Linked DNA regions of Homo sapiens: region 2 is linked to region 1. A link is a loop called in an ENCODE intact Hi-C map of the cell type or tissue named here. Cell type or tissue: GM12878. All regions are shown on one strand.

What was found. Peaks named below come from ENCODE experiments on the same cell type or tissue, not always from the same donor. Only the 100,000 strongest peaks of a DNase experiment are listed, where the experiment ranks them.
Region 2: it touches region 1 in a loop (14-fold over the local background); 85 of 110 quality-filtered maps call a loop at or near these places.

Annotation. Positions count from the first base shown.
Region 1 is chr14:72,513,829-72,521,828 of GRCh38, reverse strand. RGS6 (regulator of G protein signaling 6) reads right to left here. Exons shown (of 18, transcript NM_001204424.2): 15 at 3,292-3,478. MIR7843 (microRNA 7843) reads right to left here and starts at 5,009; the gene lies at 4,931-5,009. RefSeq lists enhancers at 2,011-2,100, 2,191-2,340, 2,811-2,880, 6,558-7,058, 7,593-7,662. In GM12878, CTCF peaks have their summits at 4,785 and 7,592 (motif pointing left); DNase peaks (open chromatin) are centred at 628, 2,548, 2,728, 4,748 and 1 weaker place; H3K4me3 peaks cover 1,219 bases; H3K27ac peaks cover 4,495 bases.
Region 2 is chr14:72,944,976-72,952,975 of GRCh38, reverse strand. DCAF4 (DDB1 and CUL4 associated factor 4) reads right to left here. Exons shown (of 14, transcript NM_015604.4): 7 at 6,949-7,092; 8 at 5,785-5,834; 9 at 1,099-1,178. Among named protein-coding and RNA genes, the nearest start is that of TRC-GCA8-1, 14 kb to the left of the region's middle. In GM12878, a CTCF peak has its summit at 4,276 (motif pointing right); a DNase peak (open chromatin) is centred at 4,355.

The sequences.
Region 1 (8,000 bases):
TCCCCATTCCACCCCTATGTGTAGGCTCCATTGTATCCCTGTTCTACAGATGAGGAAAGGAAGACTCAGGGAATTTAAGCAACTTGTCCAAGGTCACTCTGCTAGAAAGGAACACTTTGTATATTTATGGTGGAAATACACTTCAGAAGCAATAGGAAATTGGTCTGAAAATAGGGATTGGCTTAGGAAGAGTGTTTTATTTGAATTCATGGGAGACTAATCCTAGCAGATAATGAAGAAGATGGGGATGCTTAAGACATCCTCATGTCTAGTCTAGATTGCTGTAGAAATTAGATAGAATGTATTTAGAAGTACTTGGAAAATGGTAGAGCACTGTAGGTTGGATATTGAGATACTTGTCAATATGTAACCTTCGTTAGGCTGACTTCCCCACTTCTTCCATCAAAACTTTCTTGAAGTAGAGACAACATAAATGTCCAAGAAGAGAGGACTGGTTGACTAAACTATGGTGCCTCCACACAACGGAATACTATGCAACAATTAAAGAACCAGGCGATAATCATACTGTTGCTGTATTTTTAGCATTGTGGTTTAGAGACTGCTCTGTGTAGTATAAAGCAAATGAGTAATTATGCTATCATCCAGTGCCCTTGAAAGTCAGGATTGTCAGCATAGAGAAAAGAGGCACAGGTGTAAGAAACAAGCGGTTAAATAAAATCCCCTGTAGGTCAGAATTTGAATTAAAAGTATCAGTATGAACTCAGGATGTATTTTTATTATAAACAGCAACACATTTCCTAGCTCTGTCGACTGAAAAGGGCTGGAAATGATAAACAATCCAGGAACAATGAAACACTCTAAGTGCCTAGATTTTAGTCTCTAAATACCATTTCTCACTAAGAGGAATCAGGGATCCTTGGAGAAACAGCTTATTCTGGGTAAGGGCAAAGACTGGAATATCTTAGCTTCCCTGCTATTTGGATGATGTCAAAGATCACTCTTAGGGCTGTGTCAGAAAGAGCCAACTGGCCAGAGATGGCCCAATCCAAGCATCAATAAAAGTAATCAGCAAAATGGATTAAAACATAGCATATATGTTTAAACTCATGAGTTTACAAAGATAGTAAAACCAAAATAGACCCTAATGTTTACCATAGGAAGATAATAGCAAACCACTCATTTTGAAAACTGGCAAATGAAGGGAGAGAATCAAATATTTATCCTGCTTTTCTTATGTGAATTGTACTGCTAGTTAATACCATAGTGGTGGAGGGAAGTTTCTCTTTATGAAAGTATTCCAGCTAATAAGTGAAGAAAGAATAAAATTAGTACGTTGTTGTTTTGTAACCTCTAATTAACTAATGGATATAAGCGATAGACATCAATATCTGCAAAAAGGTCAAAAAGAGAGGTGGCTAGACATGTGCCTTCTGATAGGAGAGCACCACACAATCCATGAAGTGGTTTTGTCCATAAAAATCAAACCTAAATCTGATTAAATATCTTATAAAACGAATTTATAGGAAAGAGAGATGATAGAAGAACATGCTAAATAGCACCACAGGGCTGCAATCAGAAAAATCCAGAGCTTGGAACTCTTTACAGGACAAAGGATCTAAATCCTTCATCAAATAAATTGCAAGGGGATGTGAGGAAGGGAGGGAGATAAAGGATATTGTGGCAATATTAAAACAAAAGGATCTTTTTTTTAGAGATACATATCTAAGTTTACAGATGAAATGATGCAACATCTTGGATTTGTTGTAAAGTAACCTGGTGGCAGGTGAAAAAGTAGATGGGGCTAGAGATAAAGCAAGATCAGACGTGTACTGATGATTTTTGAGGCTGGATGAGGGTCTATAAATGTTTGCTGTTTTGCTGTTTCCACTTTTCCAAGTGTTAAAAGTTTTCATAATAAAAAATTAAAATAAATCCCTCCTGATGTCATGCTTGGAGTGTTAATACTGTGCTAGATGCATCAAGGTTTTGACCAGTATCCCTCTTCTTGTGTTTCATAAATATTGGAGTTTGAGCTTCAGCTTGTTCATGCAGGGAACCCCCACGGAACTCCCCTGTCACTCTCCTCTCTGGCCATGTCAATATGGTGCTTGAAAGCATACGTACATACACATAAGCAAAAATATCTCAGCAAAGAGCTCTCATGACTCAAACATTCTGCTTTGAAGCTGCAAGGGGTATATGAAGGAGTCATGATTTCGTGATTGGCACAGGCATTTGATGGAGCTCGTGACCAGGGGGAGAGAAGTAGATAGTTATGGTGTTGAGGTTGGTAGGTGTTTCCATCTTGAAGTTCTGAGCAAATGACAAGGTAATTCTGGATGATAAGGGACACTGTTCTCATGCCATTATTTGCATTGGTGCAGCTACACTGAGTTTCCTAAATCAGATAATAATGTCTGCAAGGGGCAAACCACCCAAATTCTCTACTGGGGGCCCCAGAGGTGAGAGAAGTAAGTGGGGTCAAGGAGATAAGCAAAATCTTAAGCCCTGTCACTGGGTGTGGGATGGTGACAGGAAATAGAAATTAGGGGCCAGGAAGTAAGAAACCAACCCAATGCTTATTTTTAGAAATGGCACCTCCCAGCCGTCAAAATTTAGTCTGCTGGTTAGGGTGGTTCCTGTTTCTTTAGCCAGCATCACTAGCATCTGTGAGCATCTTAATTGTGTCCTACAGGGTTGGGAGTCCCTCCTGCAGGCTTGCTTTAACCTAGGGTTCACCCATTTGGGGCACTTTTCACACTGTTGAAGTTGCCCATTTACTTGTCTGTCTCCCACTCAACCTCGGTGAGAACAGGGGTTTTGCCTGTTCTTTGTGGTATCTTATCACATAGCGCAGAGCCTGGAATATAGATGTGCTTAAAAAATATTCACTGCAGAGCTGGAGATCACTGCGGAAGCAGTGTAGAGAGGTGGTTATCAGTGTGGGCTTCAGAGGTAGACAGATGTGGGTTTGACTCATGGCCCTGCTAACTCACTACACCCACTTCCCCAATGCTGTGTTCTGGTTTCCAGATTCTATCACTGACTTATTACAAGCCTTCAGATTTTGTAAAACACTTTGAGGCTTTCCTGGAACAAATAAAGCATATAACTGCACATTTTGGTTTCTATGTAATACATAACCCATCTAGGAAAACGATCCTGGGATTTTGCTGTGCGCCTATCTGAAATGGTTTCCACTGATGAACTTAAAAATAACCAAATCTGAAATTTTAACTACCCACAATGCCTTGAACTTGTGTTAATAGGTCAGGCAATGAAGGGGACAAATGAACACCTTATGACAACCACTTGAGTAGATAAGCAAACCTGGGCGTCTTCAAATGTATATCTCCCTCCATCTTTGACATTTTGACTGGTTATCTCATAGCTGTGAGAATCCAGGTTGATTGCACTTGGAGCCCCTGGAGCCAGAAACTCTTGCCAGATTTCTTCTACCCTCTTGGCCACATCCTGTAGGGGTTGTTTCTTAAGATCTTGGACAGCCAGCCAGAACCTGAAGTGGGAGCAGAAACACAGTCAGTTCCAGGGGGCTCAGCATCGGGATGTTGCCTGAGATGGCCCCAGAGCTGATGTCCCATGAAACCCATTCTGCTGCATCTCTCAGCCTGCCCTGATGCCACTACATGAGCTGCAAAGACCATGGAGATTGTGAAAACATCAAAGGTGTTCCTATGGTGCAGAACAGAAAAGAATTGCATATTAAAAGATCAATGTGCTTCTCGTTATCAGAACGGGATTTCTCTCCTTCTACATGAAGGTTTCTCAACCTCAGCACTATTGCCACTTCAGGCTGGATAATTCTTTGTTGTTGAGGCTATTCTGTGAAATGTAGGATGTTTAGCAGCAACCTTGGCCTCTACCCACTAGATGCCAATAGCAACCCCCCTTCCCAAGTTATGACAACTAAAAATGTTTCCAAACATTGCCCAATGTCCCCTGGGAGATGAACTCATTCCTGGTTGAGAACCCCAGTGCTACATACATGCCACCATGCAGACAGTGTGAGACCCTTTGTCAAATCTAGTTGGGATCAAGTGATGGCATCAAAATGGAGGAGAGATCCCAGAAGCAGGCAGTGTCCTGGAATCATAAAGACTATCTGTGTAAGAATGAACCAGCCATTCCTATTATAGATGGAGAAACTGAGCCAATTCACATCAGTGCTCAGCACGGTGCTTGGCAAATAGTAGGTGCTCAATATATGGGTTTCAGAGTGAAGACGGACGCATCTGGAGCAATGCTGAAGAGGCATATGTTGAAAACTTCTCTGCAGAATGGTTCTCCTTCTGCTGAGAGCAAGAGAGAAAAATCTGCTCACTTCCGTATTTGCCTCTGTTTAATCCCTCAGCATCCGCATGGGAGCAGTGAGCTCTTTTCTGCTGAGAGCAGCAGCAGCCAGAGCCAAAGCTTGGACAACAGCTACCGGGTCTTAAGGATGGTTCCCAAGGCAGCCTTGCAGCAGGATCCAGGTCTGGGTGTCATATCCTTTGCCCTGTGCATGGACAGGCCAGCTCCCCCATCAGTGAGTAAGAGAGTAGGTCCTGTGCTGGTTCCGAGAGCAGCGGGAATCACAGGTAGTCTAGTCAACAGAAAGGGAGGGACAAGCGAAGCTGAAACATGACGTGGTGGAAAGTGCAGACAGTGCATTCAATCTGTCATCAAATTTCATCCAAAGTAAGATGTACTTGTTTCTTTTTTTTTTTTTTTTAGGGTTAAACATGTTTTTCTGTTGCTGTTCAGAGAAATGTCTTTGGAGCCAAGTGCATGGCCCAAAGGTGCCACTCAGTGGCAGACTGGAGTAATGCAACCCAATTTCTGCAAGGCAAGACGACTGTGTGTGTGTGTGTGTGTCCCCAAATGCTGGGCTCCAACTCTTCCCCTGATTTGCCATTTTTTGCCATTTAGGATTCTGATGATCTCCTTAAAGGAACCTCTCAGCGACCCTGCAGAGCCAAGCGTAAGGCAGAGAAGGCTTCATGACTTCCATCAGATCAGGAAGCTGGCTCTGCCCTCATCCTGTCTACGCCATATCTTGCCTTGGTGTACCTTTCTGGGTGCCTCTCTCTTCATCTGTAAAATGGGCACTGAGTGGATGGAGGGATATGTGGCATGGCTCTGGAAAACTTCCTATGCAGACTTAACTCAGAAATGCTTTCAGGTCCTGTGAGGGGGAGCTGAGGAGGGGTCAGTGTGGTGGCCACAGGCTCAATGCTGGCCCAGTGTGATCCCTCGGATTCCAGCCTTCTCTCCGCAGGTGGCCTGGGCAGATGCTGCCGCCCAGCTCTTGCTGCTGCCATCTGGTGTCCCCTGCCCTTCCACAGCTCTCTGACAGCCACAAGTCCTGGGTGCTCAGGTCCTTCTGGCTTCTGGGTGAGAGGAAAGCAGTCGTGTTTCTTTATCCAGAGTCCAGAGAGGGTGGGGAAGGAAGGGCTTGAAAGGAGCTGTTCCCCTACCTCATTGTTCAGGTGGGCCCTTGACTCTTGAGCTGGGGCATGGGTCTCCTCCATCTCCCAGGCCTGCCCTAGGTTCTGTAGGGCTCTCTGTCCACTCTCTCAGGTCTGCTGTGAAAAGAAGGAAGTGGCCGGGAGGCTTGCCAAGTGAAAATGGCCATCTGCTGGTGAGAGTACCTACAAGGCTTTCTCTGCCTGGAAGGCCATGTCTGACCAGTAGGTGAAAGATGCGGGGAACCTGGCTCTATAGGAAGAAGCCAGTGTTGGCTTTTCCAAGGCCCAGAAGGGGTCAAATGTCCAGAGACGAAGTCAGTGAGGCTTCCTCAGCCCCATGCTAGGCAGACAGGAGAACCAGGTTCACAGAGGGAGGCCGTCTGGGCTGAATCCCTGGCTGGAAGCAACCTTCTGGGTCAGCGTCTTCCCACGCCCCCTGGGCCCCTGCAACTTCTCACACAAATGGATGACACCTGGGTGATTTCCTGCCCCCTCAATCAATGCCACATGGGAGGTCACTTTCTGTCACCTCTGTCAGCACTGAGGAGGAGCTGCTGAGCCCCTGTGGGAAGGCCCTGAGGACCCTGGGAGCTCTGCAGGCTCCCTGCGGTTCCTGAGGGCTCAGGGTCCTTTTTGCAGGATGATTTGGGTGCCACATGAAAATGTACATCACTCAGCTGGATATAGAGATGACCGGAGCTGATGGAAATACAAATTTCATAATCAATTTTTTTGAGACAGGGTCATGATCTGTCACCCAAACTGGAGTGCAGTGGCTACATCTCGGCTCACTGCAACCTCCGCCTCTCAGGTTCAAGCTATTCTCCTGCCTCAGCCTCCTGAGTAGCTGGAATTACAGGGGCATGTCACCATGCTCAGCTAATTTTTGCATTTTTAGCAGAGATGGGGTTTCACCATGTTGGCCAGGCTGGTCTTGAACTCCTGGCCTCAAGTGATCCGCCCGCCTTGGCCTCCCAAAGTGCTGGGATGACAGGCGTGAGCCATTGCACCAGGCCGCGGAATCAAATTTAATAAACTTTTATGTAAAAATAAAAAGGTTTTCTTTGTCACATAAAACCAAGAATTTTTTTAAGTACAAGTGAAAACAACAGGCATGCTGGAGGAAGAGGAAGGGGAGGGGAGAGAAAGGGAGGGAAGGAGGGGGAAAGGGCAAGAAGGGAGAGGGGGAAGGTATGGGGTAACATTCCCTAGACAGCAGTTTTCTCTCCCTGCACACACTGGGGACTCTCCCTGGCCTTCTGTCTGCCTTGGAGTTGACCTGCCTTGTCTCTCTCAGGCAACAGCAAAACTGCTGTCACAGCAGCATCCTGACATCCCGTATGTGTTTACCATCACTGGTTTTGAGGAACCTTTGTGTCAATTTGAAATTCAGAACAGGCTTTGGTTAGTGTTGGCCATCTTCGAGCCCCACAGGCCTGAGCTGGGAACTCAGAGCCCAGGCCACATTCCCCGCTGCAGAGAGCCACAGCAGCTCCTCTCTGCACATCTGCTGCCCATGGGAAGCCCCTTGAAGCTTTGGAAGCTTCTGCTCTTATAAAAAACCTGCAGGTACCGCTCCTCCCCAAGGGCAGCGGCAGGGAGTGAAATGCCAGCAGCTGCATCAAATCCATCCATCCTGCACTGAGCCTCCATGGCTTGCAGCAGAAGGGCCGTTGTGACTGGCAGGCCACAAGGACTAATATCTGGGAGACCACCTGTCCTGACCTGCCCCTGGTCTCTGCCAATTGTCATAGCTGCAGTAGGGAGGCAGCCCCTGTGCGGGCATTTGATCCGTGTTCATGACTTAGAAATGCTGGCGGGGAAACTAGCTTTTGGAGCGAGGCAGCCTGGGCTCAGATACCACTGGGGCGAAGCAGTGGAGAACAGGGCTGGAGGACCATCCAGGGGCTGCCCCAGTGGGAGCCTCCTTTCTCCCTAGAGGCTTTCAAGGAAGAGGATTTTCTCAAGGCTGGCTGGGTAAGACAAACCATTTGGCCCTTGATCATTCTCCATCCTACCAGGAGGTCTGGGCAGGCCCTCAGTCACCAGTTTACATATCTTTTCATAAACTAGAATTTTCATGGGTTAGAAAATACAGCTTTTGGTTCGCTCCCAGAGAAAAAGCAAACTCCAGGAGAGAAGAAAGTGTTTCTATGCCCTCTGCTGGTCAACCAGAGACGTAGGCAGCAGAGCTTAAACTTGGTTTAGTTCCCGGTGGGGCTAAAATTCCGGGGTGCCTACGTTAGTAACCACCCCCAGCACCACTGAAGCTGAGTTCTGTTCACTGGGCAGTGACTGAAACACTGCAGATGGTTGTGGTGTCGTGGGAGTCACCTCTGTTCCTATTAATCATGGGTTTGGTAAGTGGTGGATCCTGCTGGGCCTAGTGAACCTTCTGAGGTCTTCCTTGGACTCAGGGCAACTGCCAGAGACAAGAGCTCTCGAGATGAACCTGGTGCCCCACTGTGTTCTCTTTTAATTGCTTCTCCCTTCAGCCGACACTGTGTGGAACTCGGATCATCAATCTGCAGGTTAGAAGAACAACTACCTTCTCTCAGGAGATGTTACAGC
Region 2 (8,000 bases), 430 kb before region 1:
CACACCTGTAATCCCAGCACTTTGGGAGGCCGAGGCAGGTGGATCACGAGGTCAGGAGTTCGAGACCAGCCTAACCAACATGGTGAAATCCCGTCTCTACTAAAAATACAAAAATTAGCCGGGCGTGGTGGTGTGCGCCTGTGATCTCAGCTACTTGGGAGGCTGAGGCAGGAGCATTGCTTGAACCTGGGAGGCGGAGGTTGTGGTGAGCTGAGATCGTGCCATTGCACTCCAGCCTGGGCAATAAGAGCAAAACTCCGTCTCAAAAAAAAAAAAAAAAAAAAGACAAGACAAGACATAAAACAATCCAGTACCCCAGAGGCCTCCCTCACATCCCTTTCCCAATTACTACCTCCCCAAAGGGTACTGTGAGCCTGACCTCCAACACTAAAAATTACTTTTGTAAGACAAATTCTGAAACTGTCTGCCTCAGTTTCCTTATCTGTAAAATGGTGGTAAGACACACTCCTGCCTCATAAGCTTGCTGTGCAATGAAATACCAGGCACTGGGCTAAATGTGCATGATCTCACCTAATTCTCCACGGATGTGGACTGAGAAGGCCCTGTCCACTTTAGAGAGGTTCAACATTCCATTCAAGTTGGCAAGGGGCAGAGCTGGGATTCGTGCCAGGTCTGCCTGAAGCCCACACTCTTAAGAGGCCTCTCACCCTGGTCTTATTGATCCTAATTTTCTGATAGACTGAAATGTAATATCCAGAATGCTGTCAGGAAGGAGGAGTCAAATTGCCTTAACGTAGGCAGACTGTTAAGTATCCCTGATAGCACCTGAGGTGCTTTGGACCTTCAGAGGTGTTTTCTGAATGATGTGCACGGGCGTCCGAATCTGTTCTGAGCTCACGCTGGTTTACATGCGTGTTAAGTCTGCTCTGGCTGCTGAAATGACTGAAATGGCCCAAGATGGGTAAAAAGGGGCAGATGCTGTAAAAAAAACACATGCTTCTGGTACTAACCCTGGGACAGGCTTAGGGAATCCTCCCACAGTGCCTCTGCAGCGGCCCCATACTTCTCTCTAAGCCACCCCCACACAGCTCTCGGGAGACAGAGGACAGATTTCTTTAAAGGAGGAGAACCCTGTACCTGGGTGACTATTGACGAACAGTGATGCTGGGAGCAGGGTGGCACAGCCTGGAGTCTCTGCGAGTCCCATGAGGCATAGCCTGGAAAAAGCTGTTAAGGACAGTTAGGCACAAGGCTCCCCTCTGGGAGGAGGCATGGACATTTACCCTTCAGAAAGTCATACGGCACACAACCTAGGCCAGAGTAACCCCCACCGTCCAGATTCAACATGCGTTTACACTGCCCACATTTACCTTCAGATGTTTTTTTTTTGTTTGTTTGTTTTTGAGACGGAGTTTCGCTCTTGTTGCCCAGGCTGGGGTGCAATGGCGCGATCTCGGCTTACCGCAACCTCTGCCTCCCAGGTTCAAGCGATTCTCCTGCCTCGGCTTCCTGAGTAGCTGGGATTACAGGCATGTGCCACCACGCCCGGGTAATTTTGTATTTTTAGTAGAGACGGGGTTTCTCCAAGTTGGTCAGACTCGTCTCGAACACCCGACCTCACGTGATCCGCCCGCCTCGGCCTCCCAAAGTGCTGGGATTATAGGGGTGAGCCATCGTGACTGGCCAGCTTCAGATGTTTTTTAAAGGGAAAAACAAATCAGATATAGTTAAAAGCTGGGTGTGGTGGCTCCTGCCTATGTAATCCCAGCACTTTGGGAAGCTGAGGCAGGAGGATCACTCGAGTCCAGGAGTTCGAGACCAGCCTGGGAAACACAGCAAAACCTTGTCTCTACAAAAAATACAAAAACTAGCTGGGCGTGGTGGTGTGTGCCTGTAGTACCAGCTCCTTGGGAGGCTGAGGTGGGAGGATTGCTTGAGCCTTGGAAGTCAAGGCTGCGGTGAGCTGTGATCATGTGACCGCACTCCAGCCTGGGTGACAGAGTAAGACCATGTCTCAAAAATAAAATACTATTAAAAAGCCCAAAAAGCCCTCTCTGATCCCTCCCTAGTCCAATTCTCCCTTCTCCTCTACTCAGAGAGAACTGCTCTTCTCAAATTGGTGTAAGTTCTTCTAAGCCATGCTGTATTTCCACTACATATATTTGTCAATAAATAACACAAAGCAGCTTTTGTTTAAAAAAAAACATACAGAAATGGCATTGCATGGAATATCTCACTACCAGCCCTTAAAATTTCTGCTTATCTGAATGGGTACCAGGTGATACCTCACTGTTATTTAAATTTGCATTTCCCTGACTACATGTGGGTGTCTCTGTTCACATGAGCATAGTCGTTGGAGTTCCCTCTCTGACCTGCCCCTTTATACCCTTGCCTACGTGTGTGTCTTTTGACTGACGCGGTTCCTCTCCTTTTCCCCTCATAGCCAAACTTTGTTCCAGAGGAGCCTGTATTTATTCTCATTCCCTTGCCTTTCCTCCACTGAAATCCAGGCCTGACCCTCACCTTCCCAGAGAAATGTTCTCATCAGTCTTCAATGAGCCTCTGGTTTCTAAATCTGATGGAAACATTCCAGTTCTGCCCTATGGCCATGTAGCCCAATTTCTACTACACACTCCTTGGCCTCAACCCACCACTCTCTGGGAGGTCTATCCTGGCCTTCTCCTATCACAAGATGCCCGGGCTAGAGCCTGCACCTGCCTCTTGGTGCCCTTCCCTCCACTCCTGATACCTCGTTTCACGCCCTCACCACCGCCCTTAGTCTTGCAGCAGCTTCTGTCTGAGGACTTGCTCTCGTCCGTCTATCCCCCAACAATGCCACCAAAGGAATCATTTTCAAAAATGACTCCACAATCACAACCCCCTGGGACCTCCCACAGCCCTGAGCGAGCATTCAGTCTTGAAAGGCCCTGCTCCCTAGCCAGAGACATCATGAATATCAAACTGCTGCCAAACATACCAAGCTTTCTCCCAACTCCTCCTATTAGGGGTCCCTGGCCTCTTCCTGCCCTCATGGGTCTCCCTCCAGGAAGGTGGCTGCAATCCCTCCTGCATGCAGCTTTCCTCCTACACTGAGGACTTGTGGAGCTGCCTGTCTCTATCTCCTTGCAACTGCATATACTCGATAGGTGTTGTCTGAATGACCACACATATTCCTCACTGGAAAATGTAAATATCTGAAAAGCAATCATGTAACTTTTAAAAATCTTCTTAAACATTTTATTTTTATATACATTTTTTGAGATGGAGTCTTGCTCTTTCGCTCAGGCTGGAGTGCAGTGGCGCAATCTTGGCTCACTGCAACCTCTGTCTCCCGGGTTTTCAAGCAATTCACCTGCCTCAACTTCCCGAATAGCTGGGATTACGGGTGCGTGCCACCACACCTGGCTAATTTTTGTATTTTTAGTAGAGATGGGGTTTCACCATGTTGGCCAGGCTGGTCTTGAACTCCTGACCTCAAGTGATCCGCCTGCCTCAGCCTCCCAAAGTGCTGGGATTATGGGAATGAGCCACTGTGCCCAGTCACTTTTCTCTTTTTTAAGAGACAGGGTCTCTCTCTTTCACCCAGGCTGGAGTGCAGTAGTGTGATCACAGCTCACTGCAGCTTTGAACTCTGGGGCTCAAATGATCCTCCTGCCTCAGCTTCCTGAGTACCTGGAACTAAAGGCATGCACCATGATGCTCAGCTAATAGAATTTTATTATTATTTTTTTTGTAGAGAGGTCTTTCTGTATTGCCCAGGCTGGTCTCAAACTCCTGGCCTCAAGCAATCCCCCAACTTTGGCCTCCCAAAATGCTGAGATTACCGGTGGGAGCCACCATGCCTGGCCAGGTGACATTCTTGACTATCTGAGTATGTGATGTGTATGTGACATACCGCTCTGGGTAGTAAGCTCCAAATTAAGTATCTCCAGGATATACCAGGTGCTGAAACTGTAAATGAGAACACCACCACCAAATAAACTTATTTTGCTTCTGGGTTTGGAAGGCAAGGAAGTGAAGAAAGTGGGATGTGCATGTTAGTTACTGTTGCTGAATCTCAGCTTATTTATACTCAAACTTTGAGTACTTACGGAGCCAGGCTAAGATTTAATCCTTTGACAGGCCACAGGTTAACTAAGGGCCCAATAAGTGTAGAAAGAATTCCATCTAACTTCCCACCACTCTTGCAGGAAAAATGCAGAGTGCAGGTCTGAACAAAGTACCATTTTTCTAAAGGGAAAAAGTTACCTGAACTTCTGAAGCAGCACAAAAAATCTTCAGCACAAAAGCCCGAAGGCTACCAGAAATGGCCACCAGAGGGCGAGCCACTGATGAAGCTACAACAGACCATCCATCCCTTTAAGTCCAATTACATGGATTTTTTTTTCCTCTCCTTAGCCCACAGAAACGAGAATACCATGCTGTTTTAAGACTGGAAATGTGAGTGAGGTTCTTGTTTTTGCTTTCTGCAGAGCTTGGCCTCTTTAGCCCTCTGGTTAGATCATCATAGTAACATGTGGTCAGTCCCATTGGCCTACAGAACCCCATCAAATGAAAGCCACATAAAATTTGCAATTTAGAGAACACACATAGTTTGATGCCTTATATAAATTTATAATCAGGTCGCTAATGTATTTAGGCTCTATGACCCTTTGAAATGTAAGCTGGGTGTGGTGGTGCATACCTACAGTCCCAGTGACTTGGGAGGCTAAGGCAGGAGGATCACTTGAGCCCAGGAGTTCTAGGCTGGAGTGAGCTATGATTGTACCACTGCACTCCAGCCTGGGTGACAGGGCAAGACCCCTTTCTCTGAAAAAAATTAAAATCCAAAAAAACTCCTTTGAAATACAGTGCTGTGAAACAAATAAAATTTACAAAAAAGATCCTGATTCAGTTATCATTTGTCGAGGACCAATGATGTCCAGAAACTGCTAGGTGCCTTCACAGGAGTTAACTAATGTTAATCTCACCACAACTCAGGAAGTAGGTGTGAGGTACAATGAGTAGTCACATTGTTTCCAGAACACATTTAATAAGAGAATGAACCAAGGACAAGAGTCATTAACATGTGGTTTTGGGTGAGTCAAGTCTTGTGCCATATCAACAGCCCCCAAGGGTCCCAGAGGCCAGGGACCACGACACTGTACTACCGTGCTCTCAGCAAAGTGGCTCTGCTTGCTCTCCGGGAAGGCAGAGACTAGTGTGATGAGTGCTCTAAAAAGCTGTTGCCAGCAGGGACCTGAGGCCCAGAGCCCACAGACCCATGTCCACTGCCAAAGGAACCCCCTCTCTGACCTTGCCCTCAGCTTCCCCTAGGAGGACCCTGCTCTCCTGACCACTGTTTTCCTCCCTGGCCTCAGGAGGAGCTGGGCTTCCTCCCCAAGGCTGTGCTGCTCCTTTCTGCCTTGTTCCTCTGCTACCACACCAGCCCTCCGGCAGGAATACTGGGTCTGTGTAGTGAACCCAGAGCCTCCCGTCACACGCCACAGTGGCAGAGTGAGCCGGCCTTGGAGTCAGACTGCCTGAGTTCCCATTCTGTCTCCACCACATGCATGTGAAGGCCCAGACAGTGTCTGCCACACAGTGACATCAATGTCACCTTGAGAAACAGCCATGATGGGACCTCAGCTGCTTCTCTGTGCTCCACGGGCATCCTTGTGTTCTATCCAGGTACGCTGCTTTTTTTTCTAAAGCGTGAGATGTAAGTGCACAAGGGTCTAGTCCTCTGGTCACTAAGATGCCATGTCATGAAGCCCACAGATACCCAGGTCCAACGTCAGGGTGTGGCCTGCCCACCAAACCTCTTCCTCTGCCAAAGGATACAGAATGTGGGAATCCAAGTGATTCAGCGAGGCCCAGCACACCGAATTCACCTGGTGAGGAAGCACACAGCGAGATGGAAAGTTATTCTACAGTAATATGCTTTCCTGTGGAATAACATGTGGGGACACAGACGTGTGACTTCTCTCTTCACGTCCTGCTCCTCTTCAAATGGGCTGGAACAAGCATTCTGAGGGTGGGGCTTAAGCAGGACAGGAAGTAACCTCAAGCCTGAGTCCTTCAACAGACCCACAGGGAGACATCTGGTCTATCTGGCATACCCTCTGGGCAGGGCTGAATTTTCTACAATGGCAGGAGATAAGCCGAACTCTGAAGGTGTATCTCACTTCACCCAGAAGCCATTTTCAACCTGTATCCATCTTGCAGCTTATGCTTCAACTGAATAGCAAGTCACAGCTTCTCACGGATGCCGCCATCACCCCACTGCAACTTAAAGGTTGCTCCCTAGACAGCAAGCTCCTCTTATTTGTTTAAGCCTCAGTGCTGGCTGCGGCCTGGCTGGATGACGCATCACTCTGACACACAGGGCAGGACCCCTCCCATGCAGGCCACAGTCACTGTCGCCCATTTCCAAGGAACTCTGTGCCCTGGTGTGGGCCCTTCCAGATCAACTCCTGGACCCCTGGAGGGACGGTCCTGAGGACCAGTTAAACAAGCGCTGCTTCAACCTACCCCAACCATCTCATTTCACTTTCTTTTCCAAGACAAGAAACTCCTGGAGTCCTTTTCTTTCCCTATGGGTTCTCAGCAACCATAAATCCATTTTTTTGAGACAGGGTCTCGCTCTGTTACCCAGGTTGGAGTGCAGTGGCACGATCATGGCTCACTGCAGCCTTGATCTCCTGGGCTCAGGTGATCTTCCCACCTCACCTCCCCCCGAGCCCCCAAGCAGCTGGGACTACAGGTGCGCGCCACCACACTCAAATAATTTTTTTTTTTTTTTTTTGTAGAGACAAGGTTTCACCATGCATGTTATGCTGCCCAGGTTGGTCTGAAACTCCTAGGCTCAAGTAAAAAATCAAGTCTTATGGAAAAATGAGGTAAGTATGCTCTGCCCTCTTCCCCAGTTGCTCTCCTCTACCCTGAATTTGGCCAACTACCCCCAGGGTCAAGTGTGCAGAGAGGCTACAGGGATGGGCAACGTACCTTCCGGTTGGTGAAGTAGAGGTTTTCGTGCATGAACACCTTGAGCGTAGGGGTCTTCAGACTTTGCAGGTTGATGATACCATACTTGGAGCCTCCAACTTTAACATCGTTCACTGTGAAGAGCCGGTCACTGTTGGTATCTGCCTGGAGAAGGGAAGGGGGCAGTGGGTGACGTCCCAGGCTGCGCCTGGTGGACTGCCTAAGAGGGACCTGCCCGTCTCTCCTGGCCCCCATGCTCTGTGCATTTTCACTAGGTGAGAGTTCCTCTCCATGAGCGAGAGTGGAGATGACCTCACTTTCCCCAACTTAGTGCAGCCATGTCTGGGCAAAGCCAGCACGTGTCTGATCTAACAATTCAAGAGGAAGGATGAGAATGGCAGTGAGGGGACATGGCCAGAAAGTCTGAGGTCTGCATGAGGACCTCACTCAGAAGTGGGTTTGGGAGAGCCCTAGCATCCACCCAGAGGAATGTGTCATGTGCCATCACGAAGGCTGTGGCGCAATAGGAAAAATGCTAGTTCCTATTACATAGGCACTATTTTTTTTTTTTTTTACCACCATGAAAAAAAAATTGCATTGAATAAAACGTGCAATAGAAAAAGACTGCATTCAAATGTAGGCTATTTTTTTTTAAGAGGTGGGGTCTCACTGTTGTCACCCAGGCTGGAGTGCAGTAGCATGATCATGGCTTATGATAACCCTGAACTCCTGGGCTCAAGTGATCTTCTCTCCTCAGCCTCCTGAGCAGCTAGGACTACAGGCATGAACCACTGTGCCTGGCTACTTTTATATTTTTTTGTAGAGATACGGTCTCGCTATGTTGTCCAGGCTGGTCTTGAACTTCTGGCCTCAAGTGATCCTTCTGCCTCAGCCACCCAAAGTGCTGGGATTACAGGTGTGAGGCACCATGCCTCGCTCAGGATGTGGGCTAATTTTTTTGAGAGGGAGTCTTACTCTGTCGCCCAGGCTGAAGTACAGTGGCACCACCTCAGCTTGCTGAAATCTCCGACTCCCAGGTTCAAGCTATTCTCCCACCTCAGCCTCCTGAGTAG